Linked DNA regions of Homo sapiens: region 2 is linked to region 1. A link is a loop called in an ENCODE intact Hi-C map of the cell type or tissue named here. Cell type or tissue: ascending aorta. All regions are shown on one strand. Each heading gives the region's core, and the rest is flanking DNA. Links, peaks and the distances in the headings are about the cores only.

What was found. Peaks named below come from ENCODE experiments on the same cell type or tissue, not always from the same donor. Only the 100,000 strongest peaks of a DNase experiment are listed, where the experiment ranks them.
Region 2: a loop joins it to region 1, with 7 times the contacts of the local background. A loop is called at or near these places in 21 of 110 quality-filtered maps.

The regions. Positions count from the first base shown.
Region 1 is chr1:236,065,692-236,071,074 of GRCh38, forward strand. No RefSeq gene overlaps it. Among named protein-coding and RNA genes, the nearest start is that of NID1, 3.3 kb to the left of the region's middle. In ascending aorta, for the core only: no CTCF peak of the experiment used is centred there; DNase peaks (open chromatin) are centred at 1,300 and 2,383; H3K4me3 peaks cover 310 bases; H3K27ac peaks cover 2,627 bases.
Region 2 is chr1:235,983,661-235,989,043 of GRCh38, forward strand. NID1 (nidogen 1) reads right to left here. Exons shown (of 20, transcript NM_002508.3): 15 at 1,719-1,845. Among named protein-coding and RNA genes, the nearest start is that of LINC02768, 14 kb to the left of the region's middle. In ascending aorta, for the core only: no CTCF peak of the experiment used is centred there; no DNase peak of the experiment used is centred there; H3K4me3 peaks cover 868 bases; H3K27ac peaks cover 1,679 bases.

The DNA of each region.
Region 1 (5,383 bases), core at 64-5,063:
ACCAGTGTACAACACAAGCCAGTGTCAGATGGGGGCCCCAAGTCATCAAAGACATTAGGGCTGGAAAAACTGGCGGGGAAAGCTGCAGGTGGGACGGCGGGAATCAACCCGGGTGCTCTGGAAGGAATGGGATGTCATCAGGCGGCAGAGAAGGGAGGTGGAGGACCGAGCTGGGTTTATTCAGGGCACCATCCCCCAGCAGAGGATGTGGGGAGGGACCGGTTGAAGTACAGCCTTGAATCACAAATTTAGGAATTTGAATTCGCTCTGTCACTCGGAGAAGAAACTATTGAAAGTTCTTGACAAAGGGAGATAAGCGATTTAAGTGGTATCCTGAATAATCGGTTGATCGTTACTTTGGCACTAGGGTGAAAGTAGAGACAGGTAAGTTATTAGAGGACCAAGTCTAAAACATTGAAATGAAAGAAGGAGCAAATCCTGATTATAAGATTGGCATTGAAGAGGAGAAGAAACGAAGTTAAAATTGAGTTCAAGGGTTTGCACTTGGAGGACTGGAAAACCAGTACTGCCTTTTGACGTCAGGGAAGAGGATCTGGGACAGCTGGAGTTGGATATGTTTGATGTCAGACCTATCAGCGGTCAACAGGACGTCCCCGTTTCCTGTCAGCAGCTAAAAGTAACGACCTTGAACCTAGTTTATAATAATTTTTCAGAAAACAGCAAATTCTGTATAAAATTTAGGGGGCATGAGTTCTGAACCAGCAAAGACAGGAAGAAAAAGCAAAGGAAACATGCCTTCTAAGCAAAACACTTTTGATTTACTCATGAGAACTTGTCTTTTTCTTTTGAATTCATTCGCCATCAGAAATAACATTTATTACCCATCAGAGACAGCATGTGTTCTACAAGTATTCATTCATTTTGCACTCACAGTAACCCTAGGAAACAGACCTTCCCTGTTTTACAGAGAAGGGGCATAGAGGCCCAGAGAGGTTAAGTCATGTTGCTAAGGTCATGCAGCTGGGAGCCGGTAAGTGACCCTAGGTGTTCCAGCTGCAAGGACCCCACTTATAACCACTGCATTAAGTGCCCTCTGTTTACTACCTTTTACTGCAGCCTGCAGTCTGTTGTCAAATATGGTGCTTTTCCTTCAGTTCCCTCCCAACAATACAGCACTGTGAGCCCCCAGCCTGCTCCCCAGAAGCACTTCTGACTCTACTCTATGCCATCTGTGTTTCTGACTATTTCTGGGCTTCTGGGCCCCAGCACTGCCTGTTTCAGCTGCTACAGGATCTCTGTATGGAGATTCTTCTCTATCTTCACCCGCACGTGACACGGGCCCCACGACTTCCCCATGCCCTGTGGTTGAGGGAAACCCCAAGCTCAGTAGGCCTTTTTTGGCCTGTGCCTTCAACACTCCTCCTTCAAAAAACCCCACCCCAGCCTCTGTCACACATCAGAGCTGTCTCTGAAGCTGTAGTCTGTGCCTGGAATGCTCTTACCCTTCTCACGAATTCTCTCCCTTTTTGGTACTCAGGCAGCTTCTGAAACTCCTATTGGTCCATCCATGGGACTTTCCTCAGCAACTACAGGAGGAGAGCAGTTCTCTACTTTGCTGGTTCAGCACAGCCTGAATCCAACCTGGCTGAGGTCAAGGCTCTCCATTTACTGGCTGTATAAGCACGGGCAGGTTTCTAAGCTTCAATATCCTTGTCACTTGTATGGGATGTTCATAGTTAAAATCGAAGGATTGTCGTGAGGATTAGATAAGGTGATTCATTAAATGCTCCTAGCTGGGCACAAAGTAAGTATTCCGTTAATATCAAACCATCGTTGTTACCTAAATGTACAGTTTTCGTGATTCTTATTATGTCAATATTTACTGAGAATCTACCATGAGCCAGATTCTATACTAGAAATTCAAAATGCCAAGACCGTTAAGGCACAGTCCTTTCTTTGAGAAGCTCACAATCTATCAGGGAGACAAACACAACAATAACAGTGCGATGCTTTAAGAAATACACAAACCAACAAGAGATATCGCTTGTTGAATGCTGCTTCTGCTAGATGCTTAATGTAGCATTCAATTTAATACTAATAACTGCACAAGCTAGTAGCCCTATGTAGTGAAAACAAGGTTTGCAATGATTAGATAACTTGCCCAGTTTTACACAGGTAGTGAAAGAGCTAGGATTTGAATCCAGTTTGTCCGACACCAAAGCTATTATTCTTTCTGCCGCGCCATCCTGCCCATCTATGGAAGGAAAGGTTTCTCCCTTTATTTCCACCCACAAGATCTATTTGCTCCATTGTTTATACATAATGCTCACGATCTATCTGTGCATGCTTGTGCTCCTTTATTTCATCAGTATCTCTTGGCCTGAGTAAGTCCAGTATATACGGTAAATTCTCTGTCATTTACTATTTATAGCCCTGCACTCGCCTCACATTGCCCAGTCCTTGTAGGACGTAATATTGATGCTGTGTCTCCTACTAGGACAGTGTGTCCCTGTCACTCCTTTAGAATTAGTAGTTCCAAACACATTCATCATCGAATACTTACTTTTATATTGTGCTCTGGACATTTTCTAAGTGTATATAATAATTCGGTCTTTTTCTCTAGTCATTTCGTATGTTTTTCGGGGATAAGAGCTCATTGGGGGCAAGGCCCATGTGCTTTATTTGTTTTCCTGACTTCGCAGAGCCTAGCCCAATGCTGCATACACATTAATAATGTGCACAGTTCTTAACCATTTAAGAACTCACTGATATGTTTAAGAATCATCTGATATCTGCAGTACCAATGGTACCCATAATTCTGTAATATACCAGCTTTAAAAAAAAATGAAACCTTGCTCTTTTGAGATTTATACTCTTTTCTTGATGGCTGTCATCCTGATGAGGCAGAAACACAAAATTTAAGAAGCAGGTCTCAGGCTGTGTGTCTATAAGAAGCCACGGTAACTTTTCTTTTTTTGTGTGTTTGATTTTTGAGATGGAGTCTCCCTCAGTCACCCAGGCTGGAGTGCGGTGGCGTGATCTCGGCTCACTGCCACCTCCACCTCCCAGTTTCAGGTGATTCTCCTGCCTCAGTCTCCTGAGTAGCTGGGATTACAGGCATGCCACCACGCCCGACTAATTTTTGTATTTCTAGTAGAGATGGGATTTCATCATGTTGGCCAGGCTGGTCTCGAAGTCCTGACCTCAGGTGATCCTCCTGCCTCAGCCTCCCAAAGTGCTGGGATTACAGTTGTGAGCCACCACACCCGGCCCCAAGGTAACTCTTCTCTCTGACGATTCAGACAAAAGTCCAGGCAGCTGAGTGGGAAAATAGCTCAATTGGCTATTGCTCTGAAGGAGGCATTTGTTCTAATCTCACTCTCCTGTGAGGATTGGTAACTGACCATGTATGGCCATGGAGCTTTCTTTTATTTTCCAGATGTCATATAGATGTGAATGTATTAGTGTTCCAATTCCAGGGAATTCGCCTAATTCATGAATTTTTTTTTTAATTTTATTTGAGACGGAGTCTCGCTCTGTTGCCCAGCGTGGAGTGCACTGGCGCGATCTCGGCTCACTGCAAACTCCGCCTCCTGGGTTCACGCCATTCTCCTGCCTCAGCCTACCGAGTAGCTGGGACTACAGGCGCCCGCCACCACGCCCGGCCAATTTTTTTTTTTTTTTTTTTTTTTTTTTTTTGTATTTTTAGTAGAGACGGGGTTTCACCATGTTAGCCAGGATGGTCTTGATATCCTGACCTCGTGATCCGCCCACCTCGGCCTCCCAAAGTGCTGCAATTACAGTCGTGAGCCACCGAGCCCGGCCAATTCATGAGTATTTTAAACAACCCACACTCAATTGTGATCTCAGATAAAAATGACACCCTTGGCCGGGGGCGGTGGCTCAAGCCTGTAATCCCAGCACTTTGGGAGGCCGAGGCGGGCGGATCACGAGGTCATGTGATCGAGATCATCCTGGCTAACACGGTGAAACCCCGCCTCTACTAAAAAAATACAAAAAATTAGCCAGGCGTGGTGGCGGGCGCCTGTAGTCCCAGCTACTCGGGAGGCTGAGGCAGGAGAATGGCATGAACCCGGGAGGCGGAGCTTGCAGTGAGCCTAGATCGCGCCACTGAACTCCAACCTGGGCGACAGAGCGAGACTCTGTCTCAAAAAACAAAACAAAACAAAACAAAACAAAAAAACACTCTGACAAAGGATGAGAGTGAAGCAGGATTTGGTGTTCACTTTATTCTGTTTTCAAAGGCGATTAGGATAAAAAGTACCTTGGGAAAACACAATTATGTCCACCTATGTTTGGGAAGATGCCAAGCTTTTCAGGGTAAAGTTTAATTCCTATAGTTCTACATCCTGTTTTCCCATGAACGTTTTCCTGGTTCATTATCATCAGACCTCCAGCATTCACTGCTGGGGTTCCACTTGCCTTTTGTTGTTATTTTAATTTTTAATCTTGATTTATGTAATTTTCAACCTTACATAAAAATTGCAAAAATAATACAAAACGATTCCATATACCCTTATATTCCCATATCCCATATACTCAGATTTTCCTTAATATTAACATTTTGCCATGTTTGCTTTCTCTCTGTCTTTCTCTCTCTCTGTCTGTCTCTCTCTCCACACACTCACACATGCATGCACACACACACAGACACATCGATACATATATATATACATAAATTTTTATCTGGACCATTGAGGGTAAGTTGCAAACATGATACCTCTTTACCTCTGAATGCTTAAGTATATGCTTCTTTAAAACTAGAACATTCTCTCACCTAGCCATAACACAATTGCCAAAATAAGGAAATTAACATTGATATCATACTATAATCTAATTGACAGCTCTTATTCAGAGTTCACCAGATGTCAATATAATGTCTTTTAATAGCAAAAGAAAATACCAGATTACAAACTGCATTCAGTTGTCATGCACTTTCAGTCTTCTTCAACTTGAAAGAGTTCCTCAGTCATTCCTGATCTTTCATGACCTTAACTTTTTTTTTAGAGATGAGATCTAGCTATGCCGAGGCTGGAGTGCAGTGGCTATTCACAGATGTGATCACAGCATGCTATAGCCTCAAACTCCTGGACTCAAATGATCCTCTCACCATAGCCTCTCTAGTAGCTGGACTACAGGGACAAGCCATTGAGCCTGGCCCTTGACATTTTTTAAGAGGACAGACCAGTTATTTTGTAGGCTGTCCCTCAGTTTGGGTTTGTCTGGTGTTTCCTTCATAATTAGATCAGATTTTGCATAAATTTTGGCAGCAGTAACAGAGAAGTGATATTGTGTCCTTCCTAGTGCAACATATCAGGAGGAACATGTCCATTTGTCCTAATGCTGATAGTGTTTACTTTGATCACCTGGTACATTTATACCTCCTAATTTCTCCACTGTA
Region 2 (5,383 bases), core at 274-5,273, 82 kb before region 1:
CAAACCCAAGAGCAACCAACCCCCTCTCCCTCAACTCAAAATACTTCTTTATGAGCTACTCTTCCAAGGGAAAGGTCTGGATAATCTTATCCTTCAATGTGCAGTCCGAGGAAGAAGTATTCCTTACTGCTTACCTCAAAGATATGATACTTTTTAGAGATACTTGGTTGGGTCTGTAACTCAAGGAAAGAAAGAAAGCCTGGGATCCGGGCTGTTATGAAATAAGGAAGAAATGAAAATGATACCTAACTGTCACTCTCACTCACTAGGGAAGCACCAACCTGTACCATGCTAAGGAGATAACTGGAAGCTTCTTTCTCTCTTAAAAAAAAAAAAAAGAAAATTATTCCCAGTGATCTTTCTTCTACAAAGATCACATTTTGGTTTAATTCTGTGTTTTCACAGTAACTAGGCTTTTGCTTGGAATGCTTCTTACTGTGCTTACAGCGTTCTTGGATGGTTATGAGCTCCAAAAGCAACAGGAAATAGCAAACAATGACCTATTCCCCTCTTCCACTGGGTTTTAAAATGAAATCATAGATAATAACAATAACATTTTTAACACACGGAGATAGGCATTTTCAAACTGTTTTTCACTAAACCAAAGCATGAAAACTGGAAGACATGATTTAAATAGCCTGTTGGCTTCCAGAAAAGGGTTCAGGGTCTATGTCCAAAGCCAGACATAGTTAATTCAACCTCAGCTTCATTCCTGCCGCATCATCTTTACTGAAGGCAACAAAGAAGGGAAAAAATGCTTCGGGAGTTGTTCCACAGGCACAGGAAATCTTCTAGAATATCAATTGTGAGGGAAACATTCCATTGAAAATAGAAAAAACTACATTCAGTGCCAAGTAAAAAGAAATACAAAATGAGGCTGCTCTATTTTAAAGATGTATCTTTGATGTGAATATTTTGCAGAGAACGCAAGGTGACTCCACAGAACAAATATCATCAGCATGACAATGCCATAGGAGCAAAAATATTCCCAAGTCAGTTGATGAGTCGCTGAATTAAGCAACATGTAATACTTGACCATTTCAGCACAGTGGAATTTTTAGAGGCCTTTGGATTTTTGTTGTAATGGTCTTTCAACTAGATAAATCATACCCATGTAAAACAGTCTTGATTTGTTGAAGGTAGGCATGAAAAACAAAGCACAGAGTCATTGGTTGAAATTGGCATCCTTAATGAGGAATTTCCTCAATTGAGGAATTGAGGTTGAACACTGAAAAGTAGATTGTGCCTGCCGGGCGCCGTGGCTCACACCTGTAATCCCAGCACTTTGGGAGGCCGAGGTGGGCGGATCACGAGGTCAGGAGATAGAGACCATTCTGGCTAACACGGTGAAACCCTGTCTCTACTAAAAAAAAATACAAAAAATTAGCCAGGCATGGTGGCGGGCGACTTTAGTCCCAGCTACTCGAGAGGCTGAGGCAGGAGAATGGCGTGAACCCAGGAGGCAGAGCTTGCAGTGAGCCAAGATCACGCCACTGCACTCCAGCCTGGGTGACAGAGTGAGACTCTGTCTCAAAAAAAAAAAGAAAAAAAAAAGTAGAACGTGCCTAAACTTTACACACTTTATCGTAGTAATGCAACAAAAGACTGAGAAATGTTTGTGAAAGTTTGGCTTCATTTGCTGTTCTTCTCTGGCATACATGGCCACTTTGGCTGCTAGAAGCAAAACCAAAAAGGAAAAATGATATTTGCTTACTTACCTTGTCTAATGATGGTGGTTGGCTCTCCACCATGTAGACTAGCTCTCCCAATGGAAGGCTCAGTGATGTCCGTCCAGTAAACCATCTTGTCCACGCAGTCAAAGGCCAGTCCAATGATGACTTTAGCCTGGATGTGAAGACCAGTGGTTAGAATGGTCCATCTACAAGCATCTGATAGTGAGAATCTTTTTGCGTGCCTACAGGCATTTGGATATCTTTTGTAATGAAGTGTCAAGTGTTTTGTTCATTTAAAAATTTTTATTATTGAGTTGTAGGAGTTGTTCGTATATTTCAGAAAAAACTCCTGTCATATACACATATATGCACATCTATATGTATAGGAATTTGTGTGTGTGTGTGTGTGTGTGTGTGTGTGTATATATATGCATAAATATGTATTTTTTGAGACAGGGTCTCTGTTGCCCAGGCTGGAGTGTAGTGGCGTGATTACTGCTCACTGCAGCCTCAACCTCCTGAACTCGAGTGATCCTCGCCCTCAGACTCTCAAGTAGCTGGGACTACAGGCATGTGCCACCATGCCTAGCTCATTTCTTAAAATTTTTTGTGGCAACAGAGTCTCACTGTCTTGCCCACTCTGGTCTTAAACTCCTGGCTCAAGCAAGCCATCTGACTCAGCCTCCCAAAGTGCTGGGATTACCAGCACCAGCCACTGCACCCACCCATTATTTCTTCTCAGTATGTAGTTTGCTCTTTCATTTTCTTAATAGTGTTTGGAAGAGCAAAAGTTTTTGATGTTTAGTAAGTCTAATTTATTATTTTTTCCCTTTATGGCTAATGCTTTTTGAATACTAAGAAATCTTTGCCTACTTGAAGGTGATAAAGAAAAAGAAATAAAAGGCATACATATTGAAGAAGTAAAATTACTCTATTCTAAGATAATATGGTTATTTATGTAGAAAGTCATGGGGAATCTATAAAACTGCTATAATCAAAAGTGAATCTAGCAAGGATGCAAGATACAAAGTCAATATAAAATTATTTTTCTATATACTAGCAAAATATAGAAAATAAACCTTAATAATTGTGACAGCATCAAAAAAAAAAACCAGAAAATATATAAGGATAAACATTTTTAAATATGCAGGATTCCACAATGAATACTATAAAACATTGCAGCATGAAACTATAAAAGACCCAAATAAATGAAGGGATAAATAAGGTTAAATGTAAACAATTTACATTTAAATTGTAGCTGGGACTACAGACATGTGCCAGCACACCTAGTTAATTTTTCTATTTTTTTGTAGAGACAGCGTCTCACTATGTTGCCCAGGCTGGTCTCGAACTCCTGAGCTCAACTGATCCAGCCGCCTGGGCCTCCCAAAGTCCTGAGATTACAGACGTAAGCCAGTGCGCCCAGACAAGGCTGTGCACTTTTAAGATATTCACTCTCTTAAACCATCACAACCAAATGCTCAGGCCTCAACTGTGGGTACCTCCTTCACGGCATCCCATGCCTATCAACTTCTCTGGCCTTCCGTGGTATTAAGGAAAGAGAACATTTCCTTCAGCAAACATGCTCATCAACTTCTCTGGCCCTCCATGGCTTTAAGGAAAGAAAACATTTCCTTCAGCAAACACGCCCAGAGTCCTTTTCCACACATTAGTTCTTACAAAAGTGAGACAGAAAAGGACCAGAGGAAGCAAAGTTGAGTAACATTTTACATGTGATTTGAGTTTCATGAAAATCTACTGGGCTATTGTTTGGTTTGAAAAGCCACTGAGAGTTAGCTCTGAGTAAGCCAGCCTCTCCTCAGACAAGGCAAATCAATTACCTGCCAGTAACTCATTAATGAGTATTTATTAGGTGCTCATTATGTATGACGAACTATGGTGATACATAGACAAAACTCCAACCTAGAAAGAACACTGAGTTGCTTAACTTCTCTAAAGCAACCACCTCAAAACAAGCCATCTGCCCATAGGTTGATTTGGCAAAGCCTTGTCGAGATCTTTTGCAAATTAAAATATTTTAAAACTATAGGAATTCATACTTATGTAAAATTTAGCCATTGGGAGAAACCAGGTGAAAGGTACACAGGACCTCTCTGTATACCTTTCCAACTTCCTGTGGCTCTGATTACTTCAAAATAAAAACTTAAAAACAAAACAGAAGCACAAACTTTTCCCTTGATCAGACAGTGAGGAGTTCCTTTCTTTAGATGCTGCCCATGAGAGGCTCAGGAAGAAGCTGCCGGGCTGTATGATCTCAGCATGTGGTGAGGTTAGATTCTGTCAATAGCCTGGAAACTATTGAAACACTGAATTGTTCAGGTACAAGAAACCCTGGGAGTGGGTTCTTGGTCGTGGACACAGTACTAGGCATTACGAAGCCAGGGAAGGTCTCAGGAGGGAGGGTCTCAGGACCAAGGAAGTGGTGGACCAGGATGATCTTTTACTGGGAAAATCAGGAGGATGAGCACATACTTCCTCCTCAAGGGGTCAAGTCAAAAAGGACAGTGACCCTTACCTCACACCACATACAAAAATTAACTCAAATGAATCAAAGACCTAAATGTAAGAGCAAACTTATCAAACTCTTAGAAGAAAACCAGGGAGAAAGCCTCATGACATTGGATTTGGCGACAATTTCTTGGATATGATACCAAAAGCACAGGCAACAAAAGAAAAAAAAAGGTAAATTGGACTACATCAAAATTAAAAATGTCTGTGCATCATAGGACACAATCAAGAGAGTGAAAAGACAACCCATGGAATGGGAGAAAATATTGCGAATCATGTATCTTTTAAAGAGTTAATATCCAGAATATATAAAGAATTCCCACAACTCAACAACAACAAAAGAACTGATCAAAAAATAGGCAAAAGGATTTAAGTAGACATTTCTCCAAAGAAGATATACAAGCGGCCAATAAGTACGTGAAAAGATGTTCAGTGTCATAAATTATTAGGAAAATGCAAATCAAAACCACTTCACACCCGTTACAATGGCTATCATTAAAAAACAAAAACAGCCAACAAGTTTTGGTAAGGATATGGAGGAGTTTAAACCCCTGTGCTCTGCTGGTGAGTAGGTAAAATGGTACAACCACTGTGGAAAACAGTATGGTTGTTCCTCAAAAAATTAAATATAGAATTACTGTATGATCCAGCAATTCCACTTTGGTATATGTATCGAAAAGAAGTTAAAGCAGGGACTCGAACAGATATTTGTATACCCATGTTCATAGCAGCATTATTTGCAAAAGCCAGAAGGTGGAAGCAACTGCTGATAGATGAATAAATACACAAAATACGGCAGATCCGTACAATGGGATTTCAGCCTTAAGAAAGAAGGAAATTATGACACATGCTACAATGTGGATGAACCTGAGGACATTATGCTAAGTGAAATATGCCAGACACGAATGACAAATACTGTATGATTCTGCTTCTAGGAGGTACCTAGAAAAGTCAAAAGTATAAGGGCAGTAAGTAGAATCGTGGCTGCCAGGGGCTAGGACATGGGTGGAGGGAGAATGGGGAGGTATTGTTTAATAGCTTCAGTTTGGGATGATGAAAAAGTTCTGGAGATGAATGGAGGTGATAGTTGCATAACATTGTTTATATTCTTAATACCACTTTCAACAGGTTTTTAAAAGATGGTGAATGTTTATCCCGTTGTTTCAGCATTCCCCCTTCCA